Linked DNA regions of Mus musculus: region 2 is linked to region 1. A link is a contact called in ENCODE POLR2A ChIA-PET data. All regions are on one chromosome and are shown on one strand. Each heading gives the region's core, a stretch centred on a gene start or an enhancer-like site at or near the end of the contact. The rest is flanking DNA. Distances are from core to core; before and after follow the strand shown. Region 1 holds the start of Rps12 (ribosomal protein S12). Region 2 holds the start of Stx7 (syntaxin 7).

What was found. ChIA-PET counts read pairs that join two places held with the same protein, here RNA polymerase II (POLR2A).
Region 2: POLR2A ChIA-PET joins it to region 1 with 14 read pairs in Patski. The contact joins the promoter of Stx7 here to the promoter of Rps12 in region 1. POLR2A ChIA-PET finds 5 or more read pairs at or near these places in 2 of 5 experiments (Patski and embryonic stem cell).

Annotation. Positions count from the first base shown.
Region 1 is chr10:23,785,704-23,788,564 of GRCm38, reverse strand. Rps12 (ribosomal protein S12) reads left to right here and starts at 1,356. Exons shown (of 6, transcript NM_011295.6): 1 at 1,356-1,409; 2 at 1,521-1,571; 3 at 1,685-1,801; 4 at 2,561-2,663. The coding sequence starts at 1,558. It overlaps LOC115487513 (a small nucleolar RNA gene), which reads left to right and starts at 2,022; the gene lies at 2,022-2,095. Snord100 (small nucleolar RNA, C/D box 100) reads left to right here and starts at 2,744; the gene lies at 2,744-2,811.
Region 2 is chr10:24,147,848-24,150,708 of GRCm38, reverse strand. It overlaps Stx7 (syntaxin 7), which reads right to left and starts at 1,420. Exons shown (of 10, transcript NM_001358563.1): 1 at 1,301-1,420.

The sequences.
Region 1 (2,861 bases), core at 107-2,606:
GCTGGGATGAAAGTCTTGCAACTTATGTATGGTTTGACACATTAACTTTTAATAGCCTTATACTAAGGAAACTACTTAAACTCTACTTAACCACATTCTTTTCCGACTGTGTAATGTTTCAAAATCACTTCCAAAACAGCCAAAAGGCACGTGTGCCTTCCTGCTCTCTCTTCCTGTCTGAATATTCTTCCTGCACTTACCTGGCTGGAACTCTAGTTAAAACCTCTTTTAAATGCTGCCATAAACTCCAAATCCCCTGCGTTCCCACATCATCTCCACTCCCCAGCACCGTGGCATTCTGGTATGTTACTCTTTGGCTAAAATACTAGCTTTATCTTTTAAAATGCAGACTTTTAAGTGTCCGCCGTCTCTCATCTTTAAAACAGCACCATAGACACTGGCAGAAATACGCCCACAGAAACTAACCACCTATTAAATACTTTTTTGAATTGCAGGGGTAAGGAAGCAAGCATGAGGCTTTAGGGGTGAAACCCAAACGTTTATTGGAAAAGCTAAAACTTCCATCAACTTTCTTATATCCTCATGAAATTCATGAGCCCGACAATGATCACTGTATCCACCAGGTTGGCCATCAGAAGCTCTGGTTGGCTTCGGGGATATCTTCTGAGAGAGATGTCTTGTGTATTTGCTTTGGAAGTAGAAGAGCGAGTGATTCCTTCGAAATTAAAATGCATTTGTCGGCGTAGGCGGGAACTGGCTTTAAGATTCTGGAGTTCCACTCCTGGTAGCCGAATCCTCGGTGGAATTTAGTGACAGATCCACAGTGAGAGTTTAACATGTACCTCAGGGATCCAGTGTCTGCGAAGCTGCGACTCGGGAAAAAAACTAGGGTCATTACCTAAATGTTCATTCAGAACCGGTTGCATTCAGACCGGGATCTGACCTGGCCGCAAGGTCTGCTTAAACACGTTGCAAAGCAGTGGGGTTTGTGATCATACACAAATCACAGCCACTCAGAGAGGCTAAAAACCAAAGGACCAAAATGTGGACACACTCAGCCTAATCGGCCAGTATTGGCAACAGGAAACTTCACGATAAGACGTGGAAAAACTGCTTAAAACAAAGTAATTCAGCAGCGAAGAAAACGGCAGTAGTTTGGCTCCTCTCGTGTTCCGTAGGAGCGGATCGTGGGACCTCTGTGGTCCACGCCCCCTGGGCAAAGGCTGCCCGCTGCGATGCCTGCTAGAAATCCAGCCGCGTTCTTACCACGGACGCTCCTAAAGGCGGAAGTGGAAACTCCTAAGGCACGGCACCACCGGAGCCACCTCTTTAGTGGGAGGAGTTGCACATGCGCACAGAAGTCGAGCGGAGCGCTTAAATACCGTCATGCGGCCACCGCCGGCCTTTTCCCCTGCCGCCGCCGACTTGCGCGGAGGCGGAAGCTCGGGGTGAGTGTGATCCCAGCTCGTGCGCCGGCGATAGCGTGTCTACTGCGCCTTGGCTTCAAAAGTGAAGTACTTGGGTCTTAACGGGCGATTTACTGATGTTTTGTCTTTCAGTGCGTTCAAGATTCGGCGTCACCCGTGATTCACCGCCATGGCCGAGGAAGGGTGAGCGAGTGGGGCGTGGGCCTCCCGCGGGCGGCGCTGGTCTGGGCTTTTCTCCATGCTAGTTCCCCATCCCTAGCCTGCCGAGGGTCCTAACGTCTCTGTCTGCATTCCAGCATAGCTGCTGGAGGTGTAATGGACGTCAACACTGCTCTACAAGAGGTGCTGAAGACCGCCCTCATCCACGATGGCCTAGCACGTGGCATACGCGAAGCTGCCAAAGCCTTAGACAAGTACGTGTCTCAGTCTCAATACTGTGGGGTGTTGCAGCCGGAACAAAGACTGCAGCAGCCAAGGGAAGAGAGCGTGAAGTTCATGCTGTTAGCACAAAAGTTCTGAATGTCATCCGGCCAGCAGGAAACCTAGGAAAAGGTATCAACTCTAGCCCACTTAGGATGTGTGGGTTGCTGTGTGGATCGGGGATGACGAGCAGTAGTTTTGTAAAGCTACAGTGTTTGCATGATGACTTGAATTGTCGGATACCCCTTCACCCCGTTCATGGGTGAGAAACAGCTAGTCTGACAAACCTGTAGCTCGTGGGGATAGATAGTCCGGTAGTTTTGCTAGAAGATGGAAAAGGGGGGGGCATCATTATTTAGTTTGCAAATACTTAAACGACAATATTGTGGTGTCGGGGAAATCTAGCTATATCCGGGAGACTTGAGAACATGCATGGTTTATTAGGCTTATGCACGTGTATTCTACTGTTTGAGGTAAAGTCAGGTGATTTTGGATGCTGTTGTGAATATTTACAGTGCTTCCTGCACAGGACTGCTTTGGATCAGCTTTCAAGTTGGAAATACCCTGAAAGTGGTCATAGTTTCCTTTGGCCATAAATAGGTTTCCTATTATAATGTGTGGTATTGGTATCTAAGTTTGTACAGGGAAAGTGAATGGCTAGTCTGCAGTTTGGTACAGTAAATCCTGTGTGGTCAGGTTTACTAGCACAGTGAAGACCCTTGAAGGTTTCACCTTTGAGTTTTGCATTTTAGGCGCCAAGCCCATCTGTGTGTGCTCGCATCCAACTGTGATGAGCCCATGTATGTCAAGCTGGTGGAGGCACTTTGTGCTGAGCACCAAATCAACCTGATAAAGGTAAGCCTTAGTGATAATGGTGTTGAGCCACAGGCACCAGCACTAACTTGCATGGTAGTTTTGATGATTTTCACGTGGGCTGTACATGATGAAAACAGTCTCCCTCTTCTGAATCTCGCTGAGGAAACTGCACGTCACCCTCCTGAAACAGCCACCCTGGGAATGTTGAGGGTCAGCTTTTACTAGTTTCAATCCTTG
Region 2 (2,861 bases), core at 171-2,670, 360 kb before region 1:
AGTGCATCTTTGCCCAGCTCCTTCATCAATCCAAACGCTACACTGTTTGGTTTCAGCTTAATTAACCAAGATTTTTTTTCCTCCACAGTTTCACACATTAATATTTCAAGTTACACTGAACCAGAGAAAAATCCACACAGACTTAACTGTGGGAGTTTTATCTAGCAGTACTAGTAGACATAGAGGTAATATTTCCCTGCAGTACTGGGGACTGAACCAGGGCCTTGTGCACACACCATTTAGTGGCATATAGCTCAACATAATTATTCATAATTTTCCACCAGCAGCGTATGGATGAACTTGGGATAATAATCAGAATTAGAAACGACTGTTAATCAGGAGCAGCATAAGAAGTGAGCTAGCTGAAGGAAAAGAACCCAGAGGTCAGTGAGTTAATACTGTGTTCTATTAACTTCCCCAGACACTGGGAAACTACAGCCTCGTTCTTAACTAGTCACAAGCCTGGGGGCCAACTTCGAAAGCAGCTTGCAAAGCCGAAGACCCATCGGCACCACAAGGCACAATTTAACAGTGTTATCAATCTCTGTTCACTGCGGCTCAGAGTACACCTAAAAGAAATGCCTACCTCCAACAGGACCAAACCAGTGTTTCACAGTTAATTCCTTTTATTTTCCTGATTGTGGAAAACTTGTAAATAATAATTCCTGACAAAATACGAGATCTGACGCAATCAAAAATTGATATATGCATATAAAATGCAAGCAAAATTTTAACAGCTATAAGGAAAAATTAGCATTTGACTGTAAAGCTTCCTTCCTCTTCCCACCCTCGTCCAAGCTTTTTTTTTTTTTTTGGTCTGAATTTAACCTAGAAAACACATATGCGAATTCTCGAAATACCTTGTTACCTTGTTATGTGTCTTGCATAAATCAATTGAAACGAGCACAAGGTAGGTCAAAGAAAGTTAGCTTGTGTGAGTAAGGCCAACAGCCAAGCAAAGGCCCTGGGCCGCGGAACGAACCTGTGGCCAGATGACCAGGGCCCATCGCGTTTCCCTTTCTGTTCTTCGGAGGAGAAGTTGACAGAGAATGGGAACACGGTCGTAGCCTGCCAGGATCTGGCGGTAGTATCCGGTCCCCAAGGCTCCATTGCCGCGCGCCCCGGTGCTCGCACGTCGCGTCCCGGAGTCCGGAGCGGGGCGTGGGAGCCCGAGAGGGAGGCGCCGGCCCTGCGCCCTGGGGAGCCCCGCTCTGCGCACCCCAAAGCAACCACTAGCGAGCTGCAGTTCTGAGGTGTCCCTCCCGCCCCCCTCTCCCCCGCCTCTGCAGTCTCCTCTTACCCTGACCTCGCCGGCTTCCTCGGCCACCTCCAGCCGCTGTCACCCGGGGGCCCACTGCCTGGCGCAGCCGGTCTCAGCTGATGGGCGGCGGCACAAGCACGCCCACTGCGCATGCTCGGGGCACAGCCCCAGGAAGGAGGAGGCGGGGCTTGCGTCTCTCCCATTGGCCAGTGACAGCTGAAGCTTGGAGGGACTGGCAAAATTGCTGGGGAGCCAAGCTCTGATGGGTGACAAAGTGATGTCTATGGGCAACAGAAGAGGAAGCAATACAATAGAGAAGAGCTGGGTTCTTTATTCGGAGGCGCCAGACTCCCTGGACTGAGGGAGCACTCTCAGCTTTTAAAGGTTCTGTTTCCTAACCCTCAGCTCTGTGGTAGACTTGACAACTCCATTTTTAAAATGTCACTGCAAAAATGTCAAGGCAATCCTAGCTAAAGCCCCGGAAGGATAAATGAAAGATAATCTCCTAATGCCCACTTGATAAAGATGTTTTCCTGGCTCATAGTTGGTATCGCATCCTTGAAATACAGGATGTGGTTTTCCCAGGCTTTAAGAGCACACACTGTTCCAACAATAACTCTTCAAGCATGTGACCTCTCGGATGAGAAACATCAGTTGTTCATGTGAAAGAAATACTTTGCCAAATTAATTAGAATAGATTGCCTTGGATTTGCCTATAATTAAGATGGTGTTATTTCTGGAAAGAGCATGAAAACACATGATACCAAAAGTTCGATAGACTTCAAGTGGAGGTAGGGGGAATCCATACTATTGTGAATCAGAACCACAGAGCAAACTGTATGTTGGTTGGTTTTACACCTGCAAGCATACGTAGATGACTTAGGTCAGACTCAAACACAGCGTCTTCTCAGTAGGATCCACCCAGTGGATCAAAGAACATGTACTCATTTAAAGTCATGTGATTCAGCTCGGGCCATGGTGAACTGTTGAGGTTTGCTGTTTTGTCCAGCACTGGAAATTGAACCAAGGTCCTTGGACATGAGAGGCCTTCACTCTGTCCTCTATCTCCAGTGGTTTTTGTTGTTGTTGTTGTTGTTTTTGAAACAAAGTCTACACAGGTTACCCAGATATTAACCTTGAACTCACTCTGTAATCCAGGTAGACCTTGAACTTGCAACCTGCCTCATCGTTCAGAGTACAGACCTGTATCATTGTCCCGGGTTGTTTGTGGTTTTGTTTTGAGGAATGAGGGATCAAACCCAAGGCCTCACATTTCAGGTAGTTGATCTACCCCTGAGTTCTACCTATCATCTCCACTGTGAACTTTTAGAAGTATTAGTCCATCATAGTGACATTGTATGTTTTCCAAGATACAGAGGAAATTCAAGTTTTTCTTTGAAATCTCTCCCTTTTTCAAAATTGTTTTATTTTTAAAAATCATTCTTTGACAAGGCAATAACCTCTAATAGAAAGTCATGTTAGCTGTTAAAGCTACAGAGTCCCTTTTAGAAAATCTGGTTCTGTTTCCTCATAATACAGATTAAGGAACCTGAAACACCAAACACTTCTAAGTCACACAGGTAATTAGGAACAACAAAGC